Linked DNA regions of Homo sapiens: region 2 is linked to region 1. A link is an interaction called in ENCODE POLR2A ChIA-PET data of the cell type or tissue named here. Cell type or tissue: GM12878. All regions are shown on one strand. Each heading gives the region's core, and the rest is flanking DNA. Links, peaks and the distances in the headings are about the cores only. Region 1 overlaps RERE (arginine-glutamic acid dipeptide repeats). Region 2 overlaps RERE (arginine-glutamic acid dipeptide repeats).

Region 1 (6,601 bases), core at 1,069-5,068:
CAGGTGTGCGCCACCACACCCGGCTAATTTTTCTATTTTTAGTAGAGACGGGGTTTCACCACATTGGCCAGGATGTTCTCGATCTCTTGACCTTGTGACCCGCCCACCTCGGCCTCCCAAAGTGCTGGAATTACAGGCGTAAGCCACCGCGCCTGGCCTACAATCACTATTGAAGACTTTCATACATGTCTCTCAGTAACATACAACTAGGTGATAAAAAAAATTAGTATAAGAGAAGATATGAATACTAACGTCAACCACTGACACTGCATAACAGCACACCCAGTAACTACAGAGAGCAAGTTGATGGCAAGTACACATGAAACATGAACCAAGACACATCACATGCTCAGCCAAGAAACAAGGCTCAAAAGATTTCAAAATACTGAAATGTTACTGAGTACTCTTTGACCACTGAATTAAATTAAATTAGAAATCAATAACATTCCAAAAAATAAAACTTAGAGAAGCCCCAAGTATCTGGAAATTAAGGAATTTAGTACTAAATAATTCATGGGTCAAAGAAATCACCAAAAAATTCAAAACATTTTTGAACAGAATAATAGATCACAACAAATCAAAATTTGTGGTAAAATCAGCTATTTAACATCCCACTTTAGAAAGCTAGGAGGAAAATGATCAAATTAAACCCCAAATAGGTAGAAAAAAATTAATAACGAACAGAAACCAATGAAATATAAAACAAACGGGAAAAAATAATAAAACCAAACTCTAAAGAGATCAATAATGTTGAAACGTCTTTATATTGATCAAGAGGAAACAAATTACCAGCCTTGGCAACGTGGAGTCCATCTTAAAAAAAAAAAAAAAAAGAAAAGAAAGAAAAGAAAAAAAGCACTTTCTATATAAAAAAATTTAGATGGCTAAACTGTGAATTCTGGCAAACATTTGATGTAGAAAGTAATATCAATCTTTCATAAACATCTTAAGAAAACAGAACAGGAAGAACGATTTCCCAACTAATTTTTTGAGGGAGTATTACTCTGATATGAAAACCAAAGTTCTTATTACCAAACTCCTTATTACAAAGAAGGAAGACTACAACTCAGTATCTCTCATGATCACAAATGTAAAATTCCTTAACAAATTATTAGCAAATTGAATCCAATAGTACGTAGTGACCAAGCAGGATTCATCCTAGGAACAAACAGTTCCTTCATATTTGAAATCAATGTAATTCACTATATTAACAAAATAAAGAATAACAATCATATAATAATCTCATTAGATGCAGAAGGAAAAACAAAGCAACTGACAAAATTCAATGCCCATTCACAATAAAAACTCAACAACCTGGATATATAAGAGATCATTCTAACTTGATTAAAAAAACAAAGAAAGGCCAGGTGCAGTGGCTTACACCTATAATCTCAGCATTTGGGGAAGCTGAGGAGGATCACTTGGGCCCAGGAGTTCGAGACCAGGCTGGGCAACATAGTGAGACCCCGTCACTACAAAAAATTTTACAATTAGCTGGGCATGATGGTGTACCCTGTAGTCTTAGCTACTTGGGAGGCTCAGACAGGAGGATTACTTGAGTCTGGGAGGTCAAGGCTGCAGTGATTCAAGATTGCTACACTGCACTCCAGCCTGGGCAATAGACCCTTTCTCAAAACAAACAAATACAACAAAAACTGCATTGTACTTAATAGTAAATGACTGAAAACTTTCTAAGATTAGAAAGATAATGTCCACTCTCATCACTTCTATTCAGTATTATAGCAGAGGTTCAAGGAAGTGCAATAAAGCACAAAAAAGAAATAAAACACATAGATCATAAAGGAAGAGGTAAAACTATATTTGCACACGACATGTTTAGCAGGACCAAAAAAAGCCAACATATAAAAACTGATTGTGTTTCTATGCTATCGAAGACCATTTAGAAATTAAAATTTTAGTTACAACAGAATCCTCAAACAGGAAATACTTAGGAGTAAATTTAACAAAATGTTGTAAGATCTGTATTCCCAAAAAATCTTATTGTAAGAAGTAAAAGAAAGCGGGGCATGGTGGCATGCACTTGTAGTCCCAGCTACTCAGGAGGCTGAAGCAGGAGATCACGTGAGCCAAGGACTTCAAGCCCAGACTGAACAACATAGCAAGACCTCTTTAAATTTTTTTTAATCAAAAAAAAAAAAAAAATCAAAGACAACTTCTTTAAAAATAGAGAAATATCGTATTTATGGATTAGAAGATCCAATATTGTTAGGATGTCAGTATTTCCCAAACTGATCCATAAATTCAATAGAATCCCAATTAAAATTCCATCAGACTTTTTATTTTTTATTATTATTATTTTTTTGAGACAGAGTTTCACTCTTGTTGCCCAGGCTAGAATGCAATGGCACGGTTTCGGCTGACTGTAACCTCCGCCTCCCGGGTTCAAGTGATTCTCCTGCCTCAGCCTCCTGAATAGCTGAGATTACACGCACGTGCCACCATGCCCGGCTAATTTTTATATTTTTAGTAGAGACGAGGTTTCACCATGTTGGCCAGGCTGGTCTCAAACTCCTGACCTCAGGCGATCCGCTCACCTCGGCCTCCCAAAGTGCTGGGATTATAGGTGTGAGCCACTGCGCCTGCAAGACTTTTTAAAAATTAGAAACTGGAAGGCTGATTCTAAAATTTACATGGAAATGGAAATTACCTCAAATAGCCAAAGCAATCTTTAAAATCACATTTAAAGCAGAAAGACACCCCTGAGGTCAAGACTTCCTATATAGCTACAGTATTCAAAACACAGAGGCCCTAATAACGATCAATGAGACAGAATAGAATCCAGAAAAAGATCCAAACATAAAAAAGCAGCTGATTTTCAATAACAATGTCAAGGCAGTCAAATGAGAAAAGTTTTTCCAACCAATATTGTTCAAACAACAGGTATCTGTGTGGAAGAAAATCAATTTTCACTCCATAATTAACGCATCACAATTCAAAATGAATCAAAGACCTAAATGTAAGAAGTAAAACTTCTAGAATAAAGCACAGAAACAATCTTTGTAATCTTGGAGTAATCAGAGATAGTACCATAAAAGGAAAATAATGACTTATTAAGCTTCAGCATAACTATATATTAAAGTCAACATTAAGGAAAAAAAGTCAGGCCAGGTGCGGTGGCTCATGTCTTAATCCCGGCATTTTGGGAAGCTGAAGTGGGAAGATCACTTGAGGCCAGGCATTCTAGACCAGCCTGGGAAACATAGTGAGGCCCTGTCACTAGAAGAAACAAACAAACAAACAAAAACTCTAAAAAAAATTAGACAGGTGTAGTAGCCTGTAGTCCCAGGTACTCAGGAGGTTGAGGCAGGAGGATTGCTTGAGCTCAGGAGTTTGAGGTTACAGTGAGCTATAATCACTCTACTGTACTCCAGCCTTGGTGACAAAGTGAGACTTAAAAAAAAAAAGAAAAAGGAAAAAAAAATTTTTTTAAAAGAATGAAAAAAAGTCATGGTATGGGACAAATAATTCCCAATACATATATCAAAGGACTTCTACCTGAAATATTAACAAACAATCCTTATAACTAAATTGTAAAACAAATTTTTTTAAGTAAACAAACTATTTGAACAGAGGCTTCACAAAAAAAGATAAACAAATGGGCAATAAAACAGGAAAAGATGCTCAACCCTATTAAATTAGGAAATTCCAATAAAACCTCAATGAGATACCAGACTACACATCCATTAAAATGGATAAAATTTAAAAAAAAATAACTGACAACACCAAGTCTTGGTGAAGATGCTAAAGACGTAAAATTATAACACACTACTGATGGGAATCTAAATTGGAACCACTTTAGAAACCTGTAGGCCGGGCGCAGTGGCTCACGCCTGTAATCTCAGCACTTCGGGAGGCCCAGGTGGGAGGATCACGAGGTCAGGAGATCGAGATCATCCTGGCTAACACAGTGAAACCCCATCTCTACTAAAAATACAAAAAATTAGCCAGGCGTGGTGGCGAGTGCCTGTAGTCCCAGCTACTCGGGAGGCTGAGGCAGAAGAATGGCGTGAACCCGGGAGGCAGAGCTCGCAGTAAGCGTAGATCGCACCACTCACTGCACTCTAGCCTGGGCGACAGAGCGAGACTCTGTCTCAAAAAAAAAAAAAAAACCTGTTTGACAGAACAGGCGCAGTGGCTCACGCCTGTAATCCCAGCACTTTGGGAGGCCAAGGCGGGCGGATCACGAGGTCAAGAGGTCAAGACCATCCTGGCCAACGTGGTGAAATCCTGTCTCTACGAAAAATACAAAAAAATTAGCTGGACGTGGTGGCACATGCCTGTAGCTACTCAGGAGGCTGAGGCAGGAGAACTGCTTAAACCTGGGAGGAGGAGGTTGCAGTGAGCCGAGATCGCACCACTGCACTCCAGCCTGGGCAACATCTCAAAAAAAAAAAAAAAAGAAAAGAAAAGAAAAGAAACCTGTTTGACAGTTTCTGAGAGAGCTTCCTACGTACAAACAATCCTGCCACTCCAAGTATTTACCTGAGAGAACTGAAGATAAATGTCAACATAAAGACTCATACAACAATGTTGAAAAAACTTTTATTTATAATGGCCAAAAGCTTATAAACAACCAGAATGTTGTTTAACAAGGTTAAAGAATATGAAAAAATTGTGAATATGCATATCCATACAAGGGAATACTTATCAATAAAAAGGGGATGAACTATCGATACATGAAACACAACTGGCTCTCAAAATCCTTATGCCCAAAGAAGTCACACAATATGATTCCATTCCTGTAACATTCCGCGAAATGCAAACTACTCCAAAATGATTTTAAAAAAATAAAAAAAACATTGAAAACACGATACTTCAATGGCTATCTGAGGCTGGAAGCAGAAAATGATTATAAGAGGCCATGAGGCAACTTTTGGGGGTGTTGGAAATGTTTTGTATCTTGACATTATAGTAGTTTCACAGATTTATAAGTAGTTTCACAGATTTATATATCTGAAAACCCTCAAATTTTTTACTTTGAAACAGAGCAGTTTATTATACATAAATCTTACCTCAATAAGTTGTTTCAAAAATTACACACTAGCAATCTCTTTTGTTAATAATGAAGAAAAAACAGAATAAAAATAAGTAATCTAAGAGCTTAGATTCAAAAATAGGTCCACATAATTGTCATAAAGAACTGATAGCTCTGGGCAACATTGTGAGACATCATCTCTGCAAGTAAAAATAACCAGCTGGGCCAGGCGCAGTGGCTCACGCCTGTAATCCCAGAACTTTGGGAGGCCAAGGCAGGTGAATCACCTGAGATCGGGAGTTCGAGACCAGCCTGACCAACATGGCGAAACCCTGTCTCTACTAAAAATACAAAATTAGCCGGGTTTGGTGGCACATGCCTGCAATCCCAGCTACTCGGAAGGCTGAGGCAGGAGAATCGCTTGAACCTGGGAGGTTGTGGTGAGCCAAGATTGCGCCATTGCACTCCAGCCTGGGCAACAAGAGCAAAACTCCATCTCAAAACAAAAACAAAAAACAAAACAAAACAAGAAAAACAGCTGGGCATGGTAGTGCACACCTATGGTACCAGCTACTCTGGAGGCTGAGGTGGGAGGACTGCTTGAGCCCAGGAGGTCAAGGCTGCAGTGAGCCGTGATCCACCACTGCACTCCAGCCTGGGCAACAGAGCAAGATCCTGCCTCAAACAAACAAACAAACAAAAAAGAACTGACAGCTCAAAAATTTTCTAAACCAATTGCAGTTTTAAAAATGAAACGATTTATTTAAATTTACTCGTATTTAAATACTCCTACTGGATGTTCAACACACTTTAATGTGGCCATATAGCCTATTTCATTTAAGTTCTATGTTGCCCTAGGAAGCAGGAAATATACACTAATTACTCACAGGTTTCTTCTAAACTGATAAATGCCTAACCTTGTTTTAAATCTATGCTATACTCTAAGAAAACAATAAATGCTTTCCACACAACAATGTATATATCTTTTTAACTTATTACTTAACACAGCTCAAATCTTCTATTACTCTAGGGAAGTAAAAAATCCCAGTAACTTCTCTCACAGGATATTTTCATTCATTTTTCATTAGGAAAATGCTTGCAACTGAAGTTTTCGGAGTCAGTTCAACAGTGAAGTACAAAAATTAAAACAGCACATAACTTTTCAATTCATCACAAAATATGTACACATAACCTAAGACACCTGAGCCATGTCAGGCTAGTCTGAAGAGTTTCAGTGTCATAAAAATGAAAAATTGTACAACAAAAAAATCTCTGGGAGTGCTAACAAAACCTTCAGAAGGAGCTTGCCACAAAGAACCATGGGCAAAAGTAGCCAAAATGATTTCTATACTGAAGTATGGTCTACAGAATTCTTAAGAGAGTTTGGAATAAAAAGGGGAATAAATCATATACATTCAAGAAAGTGCCAAAAATAGACATTTAATTAAATATGGCAAGATCTTCATTATTCAAAATTCAACTGATAGCACAGTTATGAAAGCAGGATTTTTTTCACAAAGCTTTTATACAGAGAACAACTGGCCAGACATGGTGGCCCATGCCTGTAATCCTAGCACTTTGGGAGTCTGAGACAGGAGGATTACT
Region 2 (6,601 bases), core at 809-4,808, 190 kb after region 1:
AAAAAAAAAATTAGCCAGGCATGGTGGCACGCGCCTGTAGTCCCTACTCGGGAAGCTGAGGCAGGAGAATCAGGAACCGAATCGATTGAACCTGGGAGGCGGAGGTTGCAGGGAGGCGGAGGTTGCAGGGAGGCGGAGGTTGCAGTGAGCCGAGATCGTACCACTGCACTCTAGCCTGGGCGACAGAGCGAGACTCCATCTCCAAAAAAATAAAAATAAAAATACAAAAAGTAAATTATAACTCTCCAACTCACATGCTAATAGTCTTTACATTCCCCTTTCCATTCCAACTTTCTCTAAAGAAAAAATGTAGAAATAATCATGTGTCCACAAAACCACAAAATGTCTAGACATAAGAGAATGCTCTCAGATATTATTCCTCTTACAGCCATATGACCCACTTAAGAACTTTAATCTAGGGCCATGCTGTCCAGTATAGTAGTCACTATCTACATGGCTATTTAAATAAATTTCAATTAAATAAAATTTTTAAAATGTACTTTCTAGGTCACACTAGCCACATTTCAGGTGCTTACTAGCTACATGTGGCTAGCAGCTACCACACTGGACAGCACAGACACAGAACATTTCCATTGCCACTGAAAGTTCTATTCCACAGTGCTGATCTAAAGCTAAATGTATGGTAAGTACAAATATTAAGATTCTCATTTCCTCAATAAGCCACTCTCTTTTAATCAACTCTAATAGCCTCAAGTACAAGAATATGCATAAACATGAACCCAGGGGACTTTATCTTTGACTCTCACAAAGGCAACAGATTACAATTCTTCTTAGGAAAGACAGTGAGACAGTCCCATAGCAATCTAAGGCTTTATTCTTCCATTTCTTCAGCAATTTACACAACGTGACCCGAGGAAAAAAGAGCAAGAAACCATTTTTTTCCACTACCTTTATCTATCATAGTCACATCTGCCAAGTTTTAGAATCACAGGTTCCATTATCTTACACCGTCAGCACTCTTCCTTTATAAATTCCCCTCTCCACACTGATCTTCTCTGACTCACTCAACATATTATACCATCACTCTGAAATCAGGGCCTAGAGTCTCTGGCAGACAGGCTATATGTAATGACAGCCTGGGTACAATCTTAAGTCTACCCTCCCTCAGAGGATTTCCCAACCCTATGCAATTGTCATGTGGGTAGGCAGAAGGCTGCACATTTTTCTTCATAATAAAAACAAAGCTTCAATTTCTGTAAAATCAATAAATTACCTCCGTATTTATAATACAGGATGATGGCAGAGTTCTGTTTTCTACAAAACTAGAGCTTTTAGGAGCACATGTTTTCAATCACTTATTTTTCAAGAATGATTGAAATATCTCCAAGCGCTCCCTGAGAACTTCACTGGTGTGATCTGCCACTCAAGTTAATTATCACAGGCTGCTTATACACAGGAAGAGAGGAAGCGGGAAAGAACTCATGACCTTGCACAGGGATGTTTTATAAAATTCTCTAAAATTTAAACTACACACGTTTTTCCATAATGCAACACTATGGTACTGCCTTCAAAATAATCATCATGGAATAGCTGTTTTCTTAGTGATGTATGGGGAAGGTGGTAGCGGGTAGGGGTGCAAGAGATTCTGTACACATAAGAAAGGCAGTCACGTGACACCAATGTCCTTTTCCTATACACCTGGTGGAAAATGGAGAAAGCCAGAAAAACCTGTTCAGTGATTATCATTCTGATTTTTTGGTTATTACTTCACTAAAAGAAAAAAAAATACATCTGAGTATATGCATAAGTTGCATTTCTCTGGAGTACTTCCTTCTGCCCTCTGAGTCCAGGTACCAATGATCTCTGAGGGGAAAGGTCAGCCATCTGCCATGAGAAGAGGCCAAAATGTGGGCAACTATTCCTTTCTAACCAAAGCACTTCTGAATCTGAGAAAGCAAGCAAACGTAGTGTGGTGTATAAAGCAAATTCTCGCCCGGAATTCTAGCTTGAATGGAGAGGATTCCATAGAAAATGTTTCCAGAAGGACTCTGACAACAGAAAGAAGCAATTCAAGAACAAGGACGTAATGCCATATGGATGGGGGAAAGAAAGGAAAAGAAGGAAGACAGAGGAGGAGTCTGAGAAAATCTTAGTTCTTAAGCATGAGAATCAGAACTGTGGGCTTCAGGGTAAAAAGGAAAGAGAGACTGAAAAGTAACATCTATGTTTAAATGGGTCCTTTAGAGAAAAGAAAGCACTCAGCTAGGATTAAAGGAAAAGAATTGTACCTCCTCAACTCCGTTTCAGAGTATAATAAACCTTACCAATTTAGAAGCTACACACCCTTTCACAGTTCACATTCAGCTCAGACTGGGAGTCGGAAATTGAAAAACACTATAGCCCGGGAGAAAGAGACAGGTAAACATACAAAGGACTGAGACAACTGCTTACCACTAATATGGGTCAATCTCGCAGGAATACTTGCAAAAATAAAAATTACCAAGTGCCCTCTACGAATGCTAAATACAGGTCAAAATTTCCAATGGCTCAACCACCTGAGTGGAGAGCCGGAGAATGGGAGTCAGAAAGCATGTAAAACCATCGAGGTCCCGGGAAACAAATTTCCTAGGCTTTTAAAACCATTCGTCTTTTCTAACTTACAGAAAACGCAAACTGAAACCATTCAGAAATAAAACAAACGGGGCAGGGGGCAGGAGAGAAACGGCCAACAATAAGCTACTATTCTCCTACCACTTTCTCACTGGTGCAGGCATCTCCAAACCAAACCACTCAGAAATTTTATATACAAGGAATAAATCATAAGGATCTCATATAGGACTATTCATATACTAAATTATGTATAATAACCGGGGAGTCTTTCTCTTAATATTTTTGTCAGGAGCTCTGAAAATGAGGTTTTAGAAGCCACAGCATACCTATTCATCTTAAAAGGTAAGATGGCTTGCTTTCAGTTTAGCTAAGCTTTCATTTCTATCGTAAATATTTGACTTTAGAACACTGAACACCATGGCAAAAGGCAAATATTTACTTAGCTTAATTATTCCATATATACTGTTCTACTTCCCCTGTAAATACAAAATATGAGTTGAAACCTCAAATCATTAATACCTAAATTTGGCCACAGATTAAAGTGTGCTATTAAACATCTCAACAAATTGAGATTAGGTAACACTTTAAGTTCTATATCACAAGTCTTAAACTAAATCAAAAAAAGTAAATGAAATTTATCTATAATACTAGAGATCAACAAAGAAATTAAACTGAAATAGGTACTAACGCAATCACCACAGATTTCCACAGATCCCAGTAGAAATAAAGAAGTTTAATCTTTAGTTGAAATTTTAAGAGTAGCCATTAAATAAGTAGGACAGGAATGGAAGGCGAAATTGATTCTTTTATATCCTAATATTCATATTGAGAGATCTGGGCAAATATAGTAAGTCAACTTGGTTCTGGGTTTGAGAAATAAGCACTTAAGTACAATAAACTCCACACCAGAAATATTTTTGTATATTCTACTCTCATTTCAACATAACCATGCAAAGCCCTAATCAGACTAAGGGCTTATTTTGATCATAATCTCCTTTACTCTGAACCCTACCTACCCTGTTTTGGCTAAGTGACAGATTTTGGCCTTCCTCTACCCAGGCTTACCACCCCCAACCTGTACTGAAGCTCTGTCGTATCATGAGATGAAGTCTGCTTAGTAATAGGTGAAATGGGACTTGTTCCCTTCTTTATATTATAGGCTGTCTATAACAAAGTCAGGCTCTATATTCTTCATAATTTCATGACTAATAATTTCAACTAAATCCTATCTCATTTCTTTCCATGATACAATAAATTCTTCACATTTCAATATAAATCTCTTTATCAATACCACAGCCTTTGAATTTGCTTAAGCCACACAACCAATTCCTGTTCTGAGGTACTATGAAAATATTATGTGGCTTGTTTTATTGTTTAAATGGAACTTTCCTGTGGGCACTGTTGTTGTTGTATGACATTAATTATCTGTCCAGTTCAGTTTTACCCACCATAAACTTTCTCAAAATGATTGGGACCATGTCTTGTTTTATGAGTGTATTTCTTGATTTCTTTGACATTTCAGTGTCCACTAGGGACTGGTAATAAGCCTTCCAATGTATAGGTGGTAAAAATTGTTACCTACACAATAAAAATAACTATACTAATTCACGAACTTCTCTATACCTAGAAATGTGAAGCATGTAATAATGTTTAACAAGAAATGCCGGCTCTAGTACTATAATGCAGAATAAAAATTAGGCAAGTGATGACTCATACTTCACAGGTATGCCAGCCTCAATCAGGTTTTCAACCCAGTCTTTATTAGAAATGACAAGTGATTCTTTCGCATGCCTTAATTTAATCCAAAGAGCAATCAAGGATCTGAGTGTGAAGGTAACAGATTCAATGATGGGAAATACAACTACTACTCAATGCTATACTTCGGTAAAATAAACACTGGTATAGCCCAAAGACCCCAATCAGAAGTTAGACTCCATAATTTACCAACTCTGCCTCACTGTCTTTACCAAAAAAAAAAAAAAAAAAAAAAAAGAATGGAACTCAAAAATTCTATTAGTATAATCATCAAGCTTCAAAAACCAAATATAACAAATGTTACAAATTATCCATATTTTAGATGCCAAATGCCTGAAGAATTAATAACATCAAAAATGGAATATTCAAAGGGGAGAGGATGCAGGCCCAGCCTCACGCCAAGCCATCCTCCTAGGAATCCTACAAGTCTATACCACACATGTACCTTCACCCTTTTGTTTTCCTTTTAATCCCACTCCTCCCTCCAGACTTGTTCCTTCATCTTTTCCCCAATTCTCTGCTTGAGAATGGCATAAAAGGGCACCACTTAGTAGAATCTAATCATTCTACTTAAAGACTAAAGAAATGAAATGGCTGGACCCTGCTAAAGAGAAAAGACGGGGAGGGATGGGACACCTTTCCAAAAACCTCTTCAGAGACACACAGAAATTCTACAACCCATCCACTGTAGACTGTCTAAGGGAAAACTGTTCCCCACAGTTACTGGTGCTGCTTTTAACAGAATACCAATAAAGGTATAAAACACAGAAAATATTCATTTATGGCAGAGATTAAAAACAAAATATATGCATTTATATGACTTTATTTTTAAAAAATAAATTGACCAGGCGCAGTGGCTCAGGTCTGTAAACCCAGCACTTTGGGAGGCCAAGGCGGGCGGATCACCTGAGGTCAGGAGTTTGAAACCAATCTCACCAACATGGCAAAACCCCATCTCTACTAAAAATACAAAATAAGCCGGGCAGGGTGGGGCATGCCTGTAATCTCAGCTACTCAGGAGACTGAGGCAGGAGAATTGCTTGAACCTGGGAGGTGGAGGTTGCACTGAGCCAAAATGGCACCACTGCACTCCAGCCCAGGCAACAAGGGAGAAACTCCATCTCAAATCAATCAATCAATCAATCAAGCACAGCTACCAACTCCTTGGGGATATTACAACCTAATCTTAATTAAAAAATAAATTCACATCACAGGTTTTCCTTCAAAGCCAGGTTAACAATACTACTTCACAGGTTAAATGCCAGTTTTTTTGGTTTTTACCACTGGCCTTAAATGATTGCATTAAAACACACCAAAAGGATCTTAGTAATTAAAGATAGATACTAAACAAAATTTCCACTTAAAGTCATGCTAAAGCAGGACAAATTTTTCATGGTTCAAGGTGTGCAAAAAGCCTTCATTTTAAAGAATGCTTCAATGACCAAATACATTTTCAATGAATCAATGTACCAAATAATAATTAGGTATATTAAAATATCCACTTTAATTACAGGAAATTTTGTTAGAAAAGCTAGTATCATGAAGCCACTGTCATAAAAGAAGAAATAATTTATCATTAAAAAAAATCCTGGGCATAAACAAAAAACCCCGCCCTCCTCTCATATGATGGAATCAATGCTGAAACACGGAAGCTTATAAAATCATTTTACCAACTGTTACAGAAGCACTAAGTATCAGACACAGGAAAAGGGGGCTTAAAACCAACATATTTCAACTAGAGATTTAAAAACAAACAAGAATGATTAATTAAGCAATAATCAAGTTCAAAAGTATTTGGTGAAATAGTAAGTATAGCTCCTACAAAGGATAATCAAACCCAAGCACAATCTGATGCCTGTTAATCCACCTCTCCCTATGAGCTGTTAACCCACCTCTCCCTATGAGAAGCCTTCCTGTCACCACCATCTTTGCCTCCTGCAATTGCAATAAACAGGAAACACTAATTGGTCACCTCCAGAAGCTAAATACCAGCAATGGGTGGGAAATCCCTTTACTCATTCATCCATTCATTCATTCATTCATTCATTCCATTCATTTGAGACAGGATCTCACTCTGTGATCCAGGCTGGAGTGCAGTGCACGATCATGGCTCACTACAGCCTCAACCTCCTGGGCTCAAGCAATCCTCCTGCTTCAGTCTTCCAAGTAACTGGGACCACAGACACGTGCCACCACAGCCAGCTAATTTTTCAATTTTTTGTAGAGACAAGGTCTCACTATGTTACTCAGGGTGGTCTCAAACTCCTGGGCTCAA

What was found. Peaks named below come from ENCODE experiments on the same cell type or tissue, not always from the same donor. Only the 100,000 strongest peaks of a DNase experiment are listed, where the experiment ranks them.
Region 2: POLR2A ChIA-PET joins it to region 1 with 5 read pairs; 2 of 35 experiments call an interaction of 5 or more read pairs at or near these places.

The regions. Positions count from the first base shown.
Region 1 is chr1:8,485,940-8,492,540 of GRCh38, forward strand. The region is part of intron 10 of RERE (arginine-glutamic acid dipeptide repeats); the gene reads right to left. Among named protein-coding and RNA genes, the nearest start is that of SNORD128, 5.7 kb to the right of the region's middle. In GM12878, for the core only: no CTCF peak of the experiment used is centred there; no DNase peak of the experiment used is centred there.
Region 2 is chr1:8,678,493-8,685,093 of GRCh38, forward strand. The region is part of intron 1 of RERE (arginine-glutamic acid dipeptide repeats); the gene reads right to left. Among named protein-coding and RNA genes, the nearest start is that of RERE, 140 kb to the right of the region's middle. In GM12878, for the core only: no CTCF peak of the experiment used is centred there; no DNase peak of the experiment used is centred there; H3K4me3 peaks cover 505 bases; H3K27ac peaks cover 1,889 bases.